3 separate regions of the Homo sapiens genome follow, and all the other regions are linked to region 1. Evidence: chromatin loops called from intact Hi-C (ENCODE). Cell type or tissue: HCT116. All regions are shown on one strand. Links, peaks and the distances in the headings refer to the core of each region. The heading gives the core; the rest is flanking DNA.

What was found. A loop is a pair of places that touch in the nucleus more often than their neighbours do. Peaks named below come from ENCODE experiments on the same cell type or tissue, not always from the same donor. Only the 100,000 strongest peaks of a DNase experiment are listed, where the experiment ranks them.
Region 2: a loop joins it to region 1, with 6 times the contacts of the local background. A loop is called at or near these places in 54 of 110 quality-filtered maps.
Region 3: a loop joins it to region 1, with 10 times the contacts of the local background. A loop is called at or near these places in 75 of 110 quality-filtered maps.

What each region holds. Positions count from the first base shown.
Region 1 is chr9:69,419,023-69,424,962 of GRCh38, reverse strand. LOC124902177 (a long non-coding RNA gene) reads left to right here and starts at 2,448. Exons shown (of 2, transcript XR_007061568.1): 1 at 2,448-2,880. RefSeq lists a silencer at 2,196-2,490. In HCT116, for the core only: a CTCF peak has its summit at 2,596 (motif pointing left); a DNase peak (open chromatin) is centred at 2,582.
Region 2 is chr9:69,917,327-69,923,266 of GRCh38, reverse strand. No RefSeq gene overlaps it. Among named protein-coding and RNA genes, the nearest start is that of CFAP95, 99 kb to the right of the region's middle. In HCT116, for the core only: a CTCF peak has its summit at 3,602 (motif pointing right); a DNase peak (open chromatin) is centred at 3,616; H3K27me3 peaks cover 1,950 bases.
Region 3 is chr9:69,874,873-69,880,812 of GRCh38, reverse strand. The region is part of intron 4 of CFAP95 (cilia and flagella associated protein 95); the gene reads right to left. Among named protein-coding and RNA genes, the nearest start is that of CFAP95, 57 kb to the right of the region's middle. In HCT116, for the core only: a CTCF peak has its summit at 2,733 (motif pointing right); a DNase peak (open chromatin) is centred at 2,747.

The DNA.
Region 1 (5,940 bases), core at 564-5,563:
TATCTGCCTGTGTGGGTGTGGTCTGCCCCCACAGGCAAGGCTGCTCCTACCATAGACTATACCTTAGCTTCCCCCTCTTGGCTTTGATCTTAGATGAAATTGCAGAACTAGAGAAAAAAACCATTTAACCACCTTGATGCACATAGAACCACTTTATTTAGGTCTTTCTTCTATAATTTTTGCTTAAACTGTGATCCTCAGAGTTCCTTAAACCCTCTGAGCTTGTTTCCTCATCTGCAAACTAGTGTTTATCTCAGGGAGACCGTGTGAGGATAAGCTAACACATAGAAAGCTTTCAGAATGTGCATGGCGCATAGTGGTTGCTGAGGAAGTACTGGCCGTTCCTGGGGCCCAGCAGATCCAGGTCCTCATAAGCTTCCTGGAATTTCCAGACCCCCTGGGTACACCAACGGGAGCCACAACTCAAGAGGCTCCGCACGCACTTGCATGGCTTAGTGCAGGTCGCCCCCAAACACCCGAAGTCCTAAACTACTGATGTACTGAATTTCATCCAAAAGCAGATTTTAGCCCCTGGGAAAAACTTCTAGATGCCAATGCATACTTTTTTAAAAGTTAAAAAACATAACTCCCATAACAAAGATGGAATGAACACATATCAGAGATTTATTAATCATTAATGATGAAACAAGTAAGATGGTAAAGCTGGTCCAAAAAGTATTTGGAGGACCTAAGTATTTATAGACATTTTTAAAAGAATGTTAGAATAAAATTACTAGGTTTGAAGTAAAACCGGTTGCGACTGGGCATGGTGGCTCACACCTGTAATCCCAGAACTTTGGGAAGCCGAGGCGGGTGGATCATCTGAGGTCAGGAGATTGAAACCAGCCTGGCCAACGTGGTGAAACCCCACCTCTACCAAAAACACAAAAATTAGGCATAGTGGTGGGCATCTGTAATCCCAGCAACATGGGAGACTGAGGCATGAGAATCGCTTGAACCCAGGAAGCGGAGGTTGCAGTGAGCCGAGATTGCACCACTGCACTACAGCCTGGGTGACAGAGCGAGACTCCGTCTCAACAATAAAATAAAATAAAACAAAACTGGCTAATGTCCTTAAGGCAATACAATTATAACCTTTAGGGTTATCTTTCTACCAAATAGAAATCATTTGCATCTCTAGTTGTGGGCAGGAGGAGGGCAGTTGGTTGGTAATTAGTGCTCTGCAGAAAAAATAAAGCATGGACACTGCCCTCCAGCCTGGGCAACAGAGCGAGACCCTATCTCAAAATAAATAAAATAAAATAAAATATAAAAGCATGGAACAAGAATTGAAAGCAGGGGCCAGGTGTGATAGCTCACACCTGTGATCTCAGCACTTTGGGAGGCCAAGACAGGGGGATCATTTGAGCTCAGGAGTTCCAGACCAGTCTGGGCAACATAGCAAAACCCTGTCTCCACAAAAAAAAATAAAATTAACTGGACGTGGTGGTGCAAGTCTGGAGTCCCAGCTACTCAGGAAGCTGAATTGGGAGGATTGCTTAGGGCTTGGGAGGTCAAGGCTTCAGTGAGTTGAAATTGTGCCACTGCAATCCAGGCTGGGCAACAGACTAAGACCTTGTCTCAAAAAATAATAATAACAATAATTGAAATCAGGAGTTCAAACAGGTATTTGTACATCCCTATTTATGGTAGCATTATTCACAACAGCCAAAAGACAGAAGCAACCAAAGTGTCCATCGATGAGTGGGTCAACACAACATGGTACAGGCACACAGTGGGATATTATTCAGCCTTAAAAAGGAAGGAAATTCTGGCACATGCTAGCATAAGGGTTTATCGCTACTGGAAGGACATTATGCTGAGTGAAATAAGCCAGTCACAAGAAGATAAATACTGTATAATTCCACTTACATGAGATACCTGATGTAGTCAAATTCTTACAGACAGAAAGTAGAGGAGTGGAGGAAATGAAGAGTTATTGTTAAGTAGGTACAGAGCTCCAGTTTTGCCAGAAAAAGAGAGCCCTGCAGACTGATTGCACAGCAATGTGAATGTACGCTACACTACTGAACTATGCACTTAAAAATAGCTAAGATGGGAAATTTTATGTTATATGTATTTAACTATATTCTTATTTTAAAAATTAATGGTTAAAATAGTACTTTTTATGTTATGGTATATTTTACCACAGTTTTCTTTAATGTTTTTAACTAAAGCTTAGAATGAGTTTGGGGGTGGCTATTTTATGTAGGTTGGTTAGGAATGCCTCATGAAGAAGAAGTGAGGGAGGGCCCTGTGGATGCCTTAGGGATGCGTGTTCCAAGCTAAAGGGACAGCAAGGACAAAGGCCCTGAGGCCAGGCCTCTCTGGTAGGGCGTGGAGGCTAAGAAAGGAGAATTCAAGTGGCTGAAGATGCAGCCAGCAGGCAGAGGGTGGTGGTGGGAGATATAGGCGGTTACAGGAGCTTTGGTGCTACACACACACACACACACACACACACACTCACTCACATACACTTAATTGCTAATTGCTTCCACACTATCACACTCAACTCACACTCCACCTCCTCTGCGCCCTCCCCAGCAGACACCCGCTTCAGGAACCAAGTTGGTAAGAGCTAGTATTTGGCGCCCTCTGGTGGAATTACATGAGAAATGCCAAATCCAAATAACTGCCAAGATTCCCAGGCGATTGAGGGAAGGAGGAGCCTTGGCCACCCATCCCAGGCCCCTTGTTTTCCAGATAAGGAAACCAAAGACCCCAAGAGGGGTAGGACTTGCTGGAGACTACACAGCGAGCAGGCAGCTAGAACCTCACTCCCTAGCTCCCAGGCTAATGCTCCTTTGTATGATCCCAGCTGCTGACAGACAACAACGCGGACCTCATCTTCCTACTGGCCAGACCCAGGAGGCCCTGGAGGTAGGCTGAGCACACTGCTGTGACCCCAGTTCTCAGGCTAGCTCCAGAGTCTTTGTGACAGTGGCGCGGCAAGCAGCATAGATAACTGCTGCCTTCTAGTCCCTTCCTCCAGCTGGGGAGAAGCCATTCCTAGAAGGCTGAGGCTACCGCTGCGGGAAGTGGAAGGCGGAAGGCGGAAGGCGGGAAACAACCTCATTCCTACCCTGGACCCCCTTATCCAGGGTCTACTCCACATTCTGCTCCTATTGTCAGTCTCAGACATAGCACAACTGACCAGCTACTTACTACCTTAACCACCTCTTTCCCCTCCACTAATTGGAGTTTCTTATGGGCAGGAGCCAAATCTCCCTTGACTTTCTAGTCACCGTGGGTTATAATTAAAAGAGGAGTCACAGACCGGGTTCAAATTACAGCTTTCCTACCAATTGTCACTGTGTGATCTTGGCAAGCTACTCAACCACTCTGCTCCTCCAGTTCTTCACCTATGCGATGGGCACAGCTTGGCTCAGTTGTTCTAACCATTAGTGACTCTGTCCTTGAACATTTAGCATGTGCAGTAGACACAGTCATTGAGTACAAGGTACAGAACTAGTCCTGGAGGGGAAGGGTCCGGGAGCTTTTCTCAGAGCGAGTGAGATCTTTGCAGGGTTTGAATATACTACAGGAGTTTTCCAGGTCCCATGGTTGAAAAACAGCTTTCCATGCAGAGGCAAAGAAACCTGGAACAACAGGGTGAGGAGATCCCCACCTAGCACAGAAGCATCAAGCAAGCATGGTGGCGTTCCATCAAGTCAACTTAACTAGGCTAGAACTTTGTTTTCCAGACTTCCCTCCCTGTATGATTCCAAATGAGGACTGCAGGAGAGGTTTAGGTGAGATTTGGAGGGCAGATAGGAAGCGTCAGCCAAAATGCACTGTGGGTCCCGGCAACACCAGGGGCTGTCGCAGCTCATACACGTTGTCGATGGTCTGCTGGCTTGCACCAGCGGCTCAGAGAAGCAGCCGGTCGGCAGCTCCTCCAGATTCTCCCTCAGTATCTCTGAGACCTGGGCCAGGTGTGAGTGGGACTAACTCCTCCTGCAGGTCCCCACATCACTGCAGTGGGAGGCAGGTAGGACAGAACTCTGTCCTCATGGGTTCCAGTTCTACCTGCTCTCCCCCCATTCACTTGAGCTTTTCTTTATGATGGCAACCAGCTCTACCACACCCAGAGCCACAGCCTCCCACAGTGTAGCATGTCAGAGCTCCATTCATTCACCAGTATTATGAGTAACATCTTTGGCGATTCACATAGGAGTCAAACATTTATTTGTAGTCTGGTTTGGTGACACTATTCTTGGTAACAGAATTAGAAAAACTGATTGTGAGTTTGCAGGAAATACCAAGTCATACTGAAGTTATAGGTGGGTGGCATTTGCAATAAAGATTAGTGAGGCGGGGCATGGTGGCTCACACCTGTAAACTCAGAGCTTTGGGAGGCTGAGGCAACAGGATCATTTGAGCCTAGGAGTTGAAGACCAGTTAGGGCAACAGTGCAAGTCCTCCTTCTCTACAAAAACATAAAACATTAGCCAGACATGGTGTCACGTGCCTGTGGTCCCAGCTACTTGGGAGGCTGGGGCAGGAGGATTGCTTGAGCCCAGGAGTTTAAGGCTGCAGTGAGCTATGATTGCACCACTGCACTCCAGCCTGGGCAACAGAGTGAGTTTCTACCTGCACCCCCCCCAAAAAATGAGTGAATATATTATTATTATTTGTAAACTGTGTGTTACACATTCTTTATATCAGGTAAATAAGCACAGATGCACACTCATAGTTTCCCCCCCAGAGAGCTGGTTGTTAAACACTTACCAGCACACCTGCTGTGGCCAGCTTCTCAGCTACTTAAGCAATTTCTAAGCTTTCTTGTGGAGGGGTGGCCTAAAAATATTACTTTTATTACTAAATAAAATAAGCAATCATCTTTTTATGGTCCATTTGGGAGCACACAGGTCAAATGTCGACATTTTAGTTGTTTGCCACAGCATTAGAAAACAGGCTCTGAAGGTCTCCAGGACCTGCCTTGGCTAAGGGAGAAGAGACAGCATTCCAAGTGACACCTGAGGTCGCCTCCAGTGCAGTGGCCTCACAGGACACACAGTAGGCCTCTGCTCAGCTCCCATCTTACTGAAATCTCCAACCACAGCACAAACACAGTGAAATGTTTCCAGTGCAAAGTGATCTTTTGATCTTCTTCCCCTCACATGTTCACTAGAAATCCTCCAATATTCAATTTCTATTAGAAATGTGATTAAAATGGCCGAATAGGAACAGCTCCAGTCTACAGCTCCCAGCATGAGCAATGCAGAAGATGGGTGATTTCTGCATTTCCAACTGAGGTACCAGGTTCATCTCACTGGGGAGTGCCGGACAGTGGGTGCAGGACAGTGGGTGCAGCACACCTTGTGTGAGCCGAAGCAGGGCGAGGCATTGGGCTTAACAAATGGCACACCAGGAGATTATATCCCACACATGGCTCAGAGGGTCCTACGCCCATGGAGCCTCGCTCATTGCTAGCACAGCAGTCTGAGATCAAACTGCAAGGTGGCAGCAAGGCTGGGGGAGGGGTGCCCGCCATTGCCGAGGCTTGAGTAGGTAAACAAAGCTGCCAACAAGCTCGAACTGGGTGGAGCCCACCACAGCTCAAGGAGGCCTGCCTGCCTCTGTAGGCTCCACCTCTTGGGGCAGGGCATAGACAAACACAAGGCAGCAGTAACCTCTGCAGACTTAAATGTCCCTGTCTGACAGCTTTGAAGAGAGTAGTGGTTCTCCCAGCACACAGCTTGAGATCTGAGAATGGGCAGACTGCCTCCTAAAGTGGGTCCCTGACCCCCAAGTAGCCTAACCGGGAGGCACCCCCTAGTAGGGGCAGACTGACACCTCACACAGCCGGGTACTCCTCTGAGACAAAACTTCCAGAGGAACGATCAGGCAGCAGCATTTGCGGTTCACCAATACCCGCTGTTCTGCAGCCACTGCTGCTGATACTCAGGCAAACAAGGTCTGGAGTGGACCTCCAGC
Region 2 (5,940 bases), core at 518-5,517, 500 kb before region 1:
TTTTAGACAGAGTCTCGCTCTGTCGCCCAGGCTGGAGCGCAGGGGCACAATCTCGGCTCACTGCAACCTCTGCCTCCCGGATTCCTGCCATTTTCCTGCCTCAGCCTCCTGAGTAGCTGGCACTACAGGCGCCCTCCACCACGCCTGGCTAATTTTTTTGTATTTTTAGTAGTGATGGGGTTTCACCAAGTTAGCCAGGATGCTCTCGATCTCCTGACCTCATGATCCACCCGCCTCGGCTTCCCAAAGTGCTGGGATTATTTCTTCATTTGCTGTATGCCTTTAGGATCATTTCCAGAGGCTTTGAGTTAGTTTGCTTTTAATAATTTTCACCAGTTTCTCTGTGGAGCAAGCTGGCAGAGCTCCTCACACAGTAATGCAGGAAGTTCAGCAACCCTTCATTTTAATGGATTTATTCATTGCTAACTCACAGCAGAATGGCTATGGAGTATATGTCATTAATGCCTAACGGATTTGCAGCAACTAGTGGCATAGTATGGGATCTCCAACTAATAATAAAAAGATGCTTATGGTGAAATGGTGATTTGCTGTGGTGAGATCACAGGCACTAAGAGAAAACAACCCATAGAAGGTTTGGGTTTGTCAGTAATAGGATAGACACTATACAGTAACATAAATGATTAAACATCAGAAACTCAACCTATGGTATACAGGCTTTGAAGAAGCTGTAAACCAATTAGTCTTTTTATCTTTCAGTAACAGCCTGGAAAACTGGATTTTAATTCAAGCTCAGCTTGACTTCTGAGCTATGCAGAATAAGAGACGTTGGTGATATAAAATGGGAAAACAGTTGATTAAGTCTCATCTGAGTTTTAAAAGCTAAATGCTTGGAAATGCTCTAGTCATTTAAAATAATCACGTTTACATCTATCTTGATGAAAATGAGGTAATGCTGAAGCTCAGAATGATGCTCAGCTCTGGAAGGTATTTCATATTGTACAAAATCTTCCGAGAGGTGCTGAGCAGAGCAGCTGCTTAATCAGGAATATTAAGAACACAGAATTCTTTTGTTGCAATTGTACCTTTTCTTTTATTGATAGAGTAAACTCTGTAAAATATTTGAAGAGATTTATTCTGAGCCAAATATGAGTGACCATGTCCTGTGACACAGCCCTCAGGAGGTCCTGAGAACATGTGCCCAAGGTGGTTAGGATACAGCTTGGTTTTATATATTTTAGAGAGGCATGAGACATCAATCAAATACATTTAAGCACGACATTGGTTTGGTTCAGAAAGGTGGGACAACTCAAAGCGGGGGATTCCAGGCTATAGGTAAATTTGAACATTTTGTGGTTGACAATTGGTGGAGTTTATCTGAAGACCTGGGATTAATGGAAAGGAATGTTCAGGTTAAGATAAAGGATTGTGGGGACCAAGTTTTAGTGTGCAGAGGAATTTCTCAGCAGACTTTAGAGAGACAGTAGGTTGTAAAATGTTTCTTATGGGACTTAAAAGGGTGCCAGCCTCTTAGTTAATTATCTCCTGGATCTGGAAAGAAGGGAGGAAAACAAAGGGGGAAGGGGATTCTCCAGAGAATGTGGATTTTTCCCCACAAGAGACTTTGCAGGGCAACTTCAAGATATGGCAAGGAAATGTATTTTGGGGTTAAATATTTTTCCTCGTCTCATAACGTTATGCCAAAGTCAGACTGAAAAGTCAGTCACAATATATAGGGTCAAATAAAACCCATCTGACAAGAATTTATGGTTCATAGGGCATGACTCCCTAGACCCCTTAGGTAGGAATTTGAGCAAGAGAAAAATCAGAGCTTAGTCCTCACTTTGATGCTAAAATCTAAGAATCACCAATGAATTTTAAATTTAAAAAGGCTATGATTTCTAAAGATGTTTCAGGAGGAAGAGAAATGTAGTGTGCTCAAATACATATTCTTAGACTTTCAACACTAGGATTCTTTTCTCTCTCTTCATGTACTTAAAATCATTTCCATAATACTTTCATATCTTCTATGCAGAATATATGAGAACAGTAGGGGATCCCAGCATTTACTTCATTGGTTTAGAACTAAGATTTCTCACCCTGCTGCCTGTGGTTACTGAAAAGGCTCACTTTCCCCAGAGAATAACTCCCCCTGCATCTGTGTCCAGAGCCAGCATGAAATAGTATTAATCTAGATGGCTCCCATTTTGTAAATCACCTTTTGAAACTTTTTTGAATTTATAAACACCATATTAGTTTTCCTTGCACGTACAAATCAAGTAATAATGTCAATGAAGTCATATACATGCTTATTATGTACTAGAATCTGTTCTAAATGCTTCATGTATATTAATACATTAATCATCACAACTACCTATGAGGTATGTGAGGCACAAAGAGGTTAAGTAACTTTCTCAAGGTGACACAGCTGGCAAACGGCAGAGCTGAATAAGCATAGAGTGGTTCAAACAATAAAGTCACAATGGCTTTAGGGTCTCCCCCTCTCTCTCTCTTTCTCTCTCTATCCTTACTAGTTGTCCGTATTCACATACAGGCATATAAGGATCGTGTTACTACCGTGGGCAGATAAAAGTAATGCACCGAGTTGATCGCAAAAGATTTGCGTGGGCATCTTAGCACTGCGAGATGGGTTTAAGGCTGGGACAGCTGGACCAACAAAAATAGAACCAGATACTCAGATGTGTTTGGACATTTCTATTCAAAAGCAACTTTAAGTCATTTACCAGGAATGATCCAAAGTCATTTATACAGGAGCAATAAAAACAAAAATTTGAAACTCTACCCCAACACACATATCACTCCCCAACTCCATTCAAAGTCACCAATTTCCAGTTCAGAAAAACAATCAAACCCCAAAGCAGCTCTATTGGCACCAAGACCTAATCAAGAAGATTGGCTGTGCAAAGAAATGATCAATCATCTGTCAAGAATCAGTACTTATTAATGTGGGAAATATCATTTAATTGGCCATTTGGAGTTGCAGACCTGGCAGCACCTGGAATTATCCTTCATATAATTTAATTAACAATAAGCTCTTGAAGGAGCAAAAATCACATCTCACACATCTTTGTATATCTCTTCGTGTCTGACACACAGTAGGCAATCTAGAAATATTTATTAACTTGAGTTGATGCCCTAAATGCTATAAAACGTTAGAGAAGTACATCGTGTGCAATTTGTGATTATATTCACATTGAAGATCTCGACATTGCATAATTTGAGGAAATCACTTCCTCTCTCTGCACATATATTTTCTCATCAGGAAAATGAAGAATTGGATTGTAGGATCTCTCGGGATTTATTCTAGCTCTAAAAGCCTAAATTCAGATCAGCAGTCTATGTCCCAACATGGGGAAGATTGAATGTCAAGTTCATGTTCTTATTTGTCTTAAGATCTGAGTTAAATTTTATCTCTGAAGTAGAAGGTAGCAGGGATGTGGTGGCTGACTTATCAACAGTGAGATTTACACATTTTTTCTTATTACAAACCACAAGCCAGTCAATGAGGCAATGTCTATATATGTAGTGAAGAATGGAAACCCCTGAGCTGTGAACCCCTATCCTGTACAGTGTATGCTTTTTGGACCTCCAGTTAAAAAGAAAGGAGAAAACTCACATCCTCCAGTAGAGGGAGCCAGATTTAAACATTAACCAGACCACAGTTTATTCCGTGGCACTGTTTGCTGCATCTAGAAAGAGAAAACTTGTATTTTGATACAGAATCCTCATTTCTGGGTCTTACATAAGTAAAAACTGTTTATGAGACCAACACTAATTCTCCAAAAGCTTTTTCTCAGTAAGAGATATTTTTCTTTACCCTTCTCTATTTATTTCATCAGAAGTGGTAGCAGTTTTATTAAATGTTTTAGCCTGTGGTTATCTGAGTTCAAATTCAAATAAAACATACAGATCTCTGAAGGTGTTACTACAGCTTAGTTATTTCTTAAAGTGAGGATATTTTTATTAGTTCTTCATTGTGCACTGCTTACAGGTCAAGAGAAAAGTCCATTAAGAATAGCATTTTGGTTGAGACCAGCCTAGGCAAGATGGCGGAACCCCATCTCTACAAAAAGTAAAAAATTATGCCTGGGCGAGGTGGCTGACGCCTGTAATCCCAGCACTTTGAGAGGCCAAGGCAAGCAGATCACCTGAGGCCAGGAGTTCAAGACCAACCTGGCCAACACTGTGAAACCCCGTCTCCACTAAAATACAAAAATTAGCCGGGCGTGGTGGTGCACGCCTGTGGTCCCAGCTACTAGGGAGGTTTAAGTGGAGGGATCACTTGAGCCCAGGAGGCAGAGGTTACAGTGAGCCAATATCACACCCCTGCAATCCAGCCTGGGCAATCAGCAAGATCCCTGTCTTCAAAAAAAAAAAAGCATTTCGTGTTGATTATGAGAGAGAGAAAGCAGCTTATGGACTGTAGGCTTCATTCCCTTGTGTAGGGAAGTTTATACACTTTTAAATCATGAGGACTCATCTCTTGGGAACTCTTATGAGTTGAATTGTGTCCCCTATGTCCCCTCTAAAAGTCATATGTTGAAGTCCTAACCCCCAATGCCTCGAAATGTGGCCTTATTTGGAAATAGGGACTTGGAGATGTAACTGGTTAAGACGAGGTCATACAGAAGTGGGGAGGATCCCTAATCCAATGTGACTGGTGTCCTTATAACAAGGGGGAATTTGGGCACGGACACGCGCACAGGGAGAACGCCATGTGATGAGGAAGGCAGAGATCCGGGTGATGCCACACACCACCAAAGCTCAAGAGAGGCATGGAACAGAGTCTTCCTCACACCCTCAGCAGAAAAACCTGCTGACAGCTAGATCTCAAACTTCTGGCCTCCAGAACTGTGAGACAAATTTCTGTTGTTTAAGCTGCTTGGTTTGTGGCACTTTGTTACAGTAGCTGTAGCAAACTAAAACAGGAAGTTATTTCATTCTCTTGTAGTGTTTAGAATAAATGTATTCTTTCTAAACGTCATTTCCAGTTTCTTTTCGTTTTAATTTTTTAAACAAAAAAAACCTTTTAATATTTCAAAGAAATACAAAGGCATTGTAGAAGCTAGAAAATACAGATAAACAAGAATAAGAAAATGAAAATATCATGTTCCCACAAACCAGACAGTAGCCCTTTAAAAGCTTATTACACATCCTTTCAGGTCTTTTTTATATGTTTATAAACATAAATGATATTTTTGTCAAAATTCTATTGCACATAATGTTTTATATTCTGCTTTACTCACTGATGATCTACATCTTTCCACATCAGTAAATTTTCATTTTTCTCATACCTAGTCCATAGTCTAATAACTTCAATAGTCACAGAATTCTTTTACAATTGCTTTCTCCAAACAACAATGTGATCCAGGCTTCCTCTTCTAATCTAGCAGAATTCCTTTTTGTCCTTCTAAACCTCACTGACTTGTTAAATAAACTGGCCAATTGTCCTACATAATGTCCCATCTTCTCAATCTGTCTGGCTGTTTCCTTGTGGTACCATTTAGTTTACTGTTATATCCTTTGTGTTTCCTATAAACTACAAGAACTAACAGCTCAAGGTATTCAAGTTAAACGTTTAGCTAGACTACATCATAGGTGATATTACATAATCTCACATGAAACATTTTCAAGTGGTAGTCTGGTAAAATCCTCAAAATAGAATATTGTTAATTAGAATGTAATATAGACATTTACATATTATGTAAATTCATTTTCTCTAAGGCGGGAAGTAGTGAAAGATGTTTCCTGAATATGATCATATCCCATGCAATAGTAATCTCCTGAGTATACCTATTAATTTGCTTTCCACAAGGGAAGATGTGAAATATGTATTCCTAAACACAAATCAAAGTCACCTATTGAAGTTTTCTAAGAATTTCCAAAGATTTCCTTGACCTCATCCATTTTATTAACTTTCAATTCAGTCTACTTCAGCAATACGTCATTCATTTATTCATT
Region 3 (5,940 bases), core at 518-5,517, 460 kb before region 1:
GTGAGGATGTGGAGAAAAGGAAACCCTTATATACTGTTGTAAGAATGTAAATTAGTACAACCACTATGGAGAACAGTTTGGAGGTTCCTCAAAAAGCTAACAATTGAGCTATCATATGATGCAGCAATCCCACTGCTGGGTATATATGCAAAACAAAGGAAATCAGTATATCAAAGAAATACCTGCACTCCCAAGTTTGTTGCAGCACTGTTCACAATAGCCAAGATTTGGAAGTAACCTAAGAATTCATCAACAGGTGAATGGATAGAGAAAATGTGGTACTTATAGACAATGAACCACTATTCAGCCATTAAAAAGAATGAGATTCTGTCTTTTGCAACAACATTGATAGAACAGGAGATCACTATGTTAAGTGAAATAAGCCAGGCACAAAAAAAACAAATATCACATGTTCTCACCGTGTTTGAGGGATCTACAAACCAAAACAACTGAACTCATGGACATAGGGAGTAGAAGGATGGTTACCAGAGGATGGGAAGGATAGTCAGGGCAGGGAAGGGATGGCATAGTGGGGAGGTGGGATGGTGAATGGGTACAAAAAATAATAGAGAGAATGAGTAAGACCTAGTATTTAATAGCACAACGTGGGGACTATAGTCAATAGTAATTTAATTGTACACTTTAAAATAACTAAAAGAGTATAATTGGATTGTTTGTAACACAAAGGATAAATGCTTGAGAGGATGGATACCCAGTTTTTCATGATGTGATTATTATGCATTGCATGCCTGTACCAAAATCTCATGTATTCTATAAATACATACACCTACTATGTACCCACAAAAATTAAACATAAAATAATAAAAAATAAACCAAAACAAACAAAAATATATAAAAGTATATACAGTGTGATGTGAGAGACCAAAATAGATGCCCCTTTATCAACTAAGACAGAACCTAAGGTTAAAAAAAAAACAAAAAGTTACCTATGGGTTGGGGATTCAGGGATGGTTTGGCATGGCAAATTTCTAAATTCTCACTAAATATCCTAACAATAGGAGATATCAGGCCAATTGTCCTAATTCTGACTTACGATCCAAACCACTATGACTCTAATTGGATAAAGGACTGGCCTTACAAACTTTCTTCTCTGATAAGCAATTGCAGACCTTTAAACAGTTTCAGCCAGCTGATAGAGGCTGTGCATAAACTGTCTTTGTGTCCTAAAGTTCACCCTTTGATAAAGCCAAATTCCACCTCATTTTAATGTTAAAACCCAGTCCCAAAGTGAACGTAGGATGTATGTCATATGCATATTTATCCATTACATATGCGCACAGCTCCCTCATAAATACGTATAGCTTTTCCCCCCGAACCTCCTGAATATGCATGATTCAGGCCCTGTGAGGCATAAAACCCAAACTGTGCTTCCCCTCGTCCATGCTGGAGACTTTCTCTTCCCAGCTTCCAAACCAATATCTCCAATAAAGCTCTCCTTTCTACTATTTAGCCATCCTGGTGATCTTTTGGTCAACAATAGCAAATATTAACCAAAGGAAATTGAATTCTTATAATAACATCCTATGTAAGAGACTTTGAGCAAAAATTACTAGTTACAAAGATCATTATCTACTGATTAAAAGAGCAAGTCACCAAGAAAGTATATAACAATCTTATGTCAATAAACCTAACAACATATAGAATATTGACACTGTTTGGATATTTGTCCCTGCCCAAATCTCATGTTGAATTGTAATTCCCAATACTGGAGGTGAGGCCTGGGGGGAGGTGTTTGGGTCATGGAGGCAGATCCCTCATGGCCTGGTGCCATCGTCATAATAGTGAGTGAGTTCTCGCACTATCTGGTCATATAAAAGTGTGTAGCTCCTGCCCCCCAACTCTCTTTCTTGCTCCTGCTTCTGCCATGCGATGTGCCTGCTCCCCCTTCACCTTCTGCCATGAGTAAAAGCTGTCTGAGGACTCCCTAGAAGCTGAGCAGATGCCAGCACCATGTTTCCTATAAAGCCTGTAGAACTGTGAGCCAATTAAACCTCTTTTCTTTGTAAATTACCCAGTCTCAGGGATTTCTTTATAGCAATGCAAGAACAGCCCAATACAAATACGTAAGACAAAAATAGACCAGAATCACAGAAATAAAATGACAAATCCACATTTATGCAGGAAGATTGTAACACACATTTCTCAACCCTTTGGTTCCTTAAATCCAAATCTCTACATACATCCTCCAAAACCATACAGGTCAACAGTAAAGCAAATAAAACTTCACAATTGCCCAGAGGTAGAGCATAGTGAAGGATAGGGAATACCACAAACTTGGATTTACATGTAGGTAGAACAGTCCAGAATCCGTAGAGCCAAATCAGAGCCCATGCTGAAACAGAATCAGGCAGGGATTATATGGAAGACAGGAGAGGTGGCAAGTCTCTAGCAGGGGTGAAACACAGAGGACAGCACCCACAGAAGGAGAACGCCCTTCCCTGATGAGGAAATCGTAAGAACAAGTCTAAGACCAGAAGATCTGAAGCATGACTTTTCAAGGAAGTATCCAGGACCACAGTTATAGTCTTGGGAAGACACTGCTTCTGGGAAGGAGCAGTACAACTAGAAGGTAAAGAAAAATGAGAAATAAAACACAAGAAAATAAGGATCCTAGGGCTGTAAGGTAGTATCACGATTATCAGTAAACATCACTCCCTCCTATGTTTCACCACCCCAGAAACGTGTCATTAATTAAATAAGCCTCACTTCACTGTTAGAACTGAAGAGGGCACTCTTGAACTAGGATATTGAGCAAACTGCCCAAAGTTTTCATTCCTCCTGGATAGAATTATCTATGATTGCTGCTAGTCCAGGAAAATCCATCATACTTTAAATGAACAGAACAAGGCAACATTACTATGAGAAGAACACAATAAAGAAGAATAAAAACTAAGCTCATGAAAATTCTCCCCCTGAAATAGTCCCAGTCACAGAAGTCCTCCATTAGCATTTCTATTCAATAATGCACTAGAGAGCCTAGAAAATGCAGTAAAACAAGAAAGACAAGCAAAATCAACATTAGCAAATAGCATAATTGGAATAAAGGAAACAAAATCATCATCTTCCATGGATGACAAAGTTGTTTACATTTTTAAAAATACAAGAGAATCTACAAATTATAACAATAGGCAAGTTTCAGCAAGGTTGTTGGATAAAAGATCAATATACAAAAATAGCATAGCCATATACCTGCAACAAGAAATTAGAAAGCATAATCAAAGGAGGAAAATCCCATTTATACTTGCAACAAAATATCTGTTTCCTATAAGAATACATGTAACAGAAGATATACAAGTCATTTATGGGGAAAATACAAAATGTTGTGGAAAAACGTAAAATAATTTATGTACGTGTGGAATGGTGGATATAATGATAGCAATTATTCCATCCAAAAAATTTAAAGCACTTCCAATCTAAACACCAATAAGGTGTTTTGTAGAACTTGACAAACAAATCCTAATAGTCATATGACTCTATGAAGTGCCAAAGAGAGTCAGTATAAAAATAGACCAATTGAGAAAATGTAAAGCCTAGAAGCAGAACTGCTTAAATATAGGAATTTGGTGTATGATGGAAATGGCCTTACAAGTTAGTGAGGAAAGAGTGAGTCACGTGATGCTGGGCTAAACCTTTAGTCTTATAAAAATATTACATATAAGCATATATAATTACATGTATATTACGTATATATGTATGCATTATATATGAAATTTCTAAAATTTTAGAATTTGACATTTCATATTTAGGTCTTGACTAAATTGTAAATTAAAACTTCTGTTGATCAAAAGATACTATAAACAAAGTTTTCAGAAAAGTCATAGACTGGAAGAAGATGTTTATTATAAATCTAACCAAAAGGCTGGGTGCAGTGGCTCATGCCTGTAATCCCAACACTTTGGGAGGCCAAGGCAGGTGGATCACTTGAGGTCAGGAGTTTGAGACCAGCCTGGCCAACATGGTGAAACCCCGTCTCTACTAAAAATACAAAAATTAGCCAGGCGTGCTGGCGGGTGCCTGTAGTCCCAGCTACTTGGGAGGCTGAGGCAGGGGAATCACTTGAACCCAGGAGGCGGAGGTTGCAGTGAGCCAAAACTGCGCCATTGCACTCTAGCCTGGGAGACAGCGCAAGACTCCATCTCAAAAAAATAGTAAAATAAAATGAAATAAATCTAACCAAAAGAGGATCAATAAAATAAATCTAACCAAAAGAGGATTAATAACAGAATTAATTTTTTAAAACTCTTTTTTTTTTCTTTTTAGACAAAATCTCACTCTGTCATCCCCAGGCTGGAGTGCAGTGGCACAATCATGGCTCACTGCAACCTCTGCCTCCCAGGTTCAAGCAATTCTCCTGCCTCAACCTTCCAAGTAGCTGGAACTACAGGCATGCATCACCAGGCCCAAGTAATTTTTGTATTTTTAGTAGAGATGGGGTTTTGTCATGTTGGCCAGGCTGGTCTTGAACTCCTGGCCTCAAGAGATCCACCTGCCTTGGTCTCCCAAAATGCTGGGATTATAGGCCTGAGCCACTGTGCCCAGCCTTTAAAACTCTTGCAAATCAAATTTAGTAATTAGTGAAATGCAAAGTAAAACAACAATGAAATGCCATGTAATATCTATTAGATTGATAAAAATTAAAAATCCCTATTTATAAGGATATGAAACAATAAATATGTTCAAGCAAAACTAGTGGCAATATCTTGCAAAATTGAAGGTGCATATGTCTTATTACCCAACAATTCTGAGTATAAAGAAAACTCTTTTTTAAAAAATGTTATTGCGAATTGGTGATTTATAATTGTAATATTTATGGTGTATAAAGAAACTCTTACATATATATTCAAGGAGATGTGTATAATGACAGTTACTGTGGCCTTATTTGTAATAGTGAAAATTTGGAAGCTAATGTCCTGCAAGAAAATGGATATATTGAATGGCCATATAAATCATGATAAACCATTTCTTTAAAAACATTGAAGCATGTATAGTAAAAATATTAACTTACATTATAACTGGGTAATGAGTAGATGGATGTTTGAAGAGTATTTTAGATAATGAAAATATTCCATAATCTTAAAATATGTTTGTGTTAATAGACAACAGTGAACTTGCTTCCCTACCCTCTTCCTACTCAAAGTTATGACTCAAATGATATGCTTATCAGGAACCCCAGCAGAACACTGGAGAGTTGCTTTGGGTAGAACTGTCCTGCAGGTCAGCTTTTGGGTATCTCTCCACTCGTGTAAAGCAGATAGAAACCTATCCCTCCTAATTGAGCCCTTTTGCCTCTCCTTATTATCACCTCCCAGCACAGAGTCTGATACAAAGTAGGCAATGAGAAACATTCATTGAATATTTAAATCAATAAAAATAAAATTAGAATATAAAGAGATATAGATTAACTACACTGAGTATGCAAAGTAAATACAGGTGAAAGATTAAAACATTCAGTTATCTTTCTAAAAAGGCATTGTGGAACAAAATGGAAACTTTTATAATATTGAATGATGACTTTCAGCCAATTACTCACCAACTCTTTGTGATTGCCTTCTCCTTCCCTCACCCCCTTAAAAAAAAAATCCAAAAAACAGGGCAACAATCAATTTTTAAGTGATAGAGAGTACATTATGTGCTCCCCAAATTTGAAATAAGGTGGTCTTTTGAGAATAAAAATATGGGAAATCAACATGGATATTCCTCTAGATATTAGCTGTAGCAAAAAGAACAAGTCCATTAAGAGAAATGCCCTTCAGAGAAACTCCAGGAAGCAAGAGGTCAGAAAAACAACAGAGGCATTATTTCTAGGCATTGTCTTGGGGAAGAGGTATCCTGGTTTACAAACAGATCCCCCTGGTTCTGGAAGCAGAGCTGGACTACATCAATGTCAATCCACCAACCCGGACTTACTGACAGCCAACA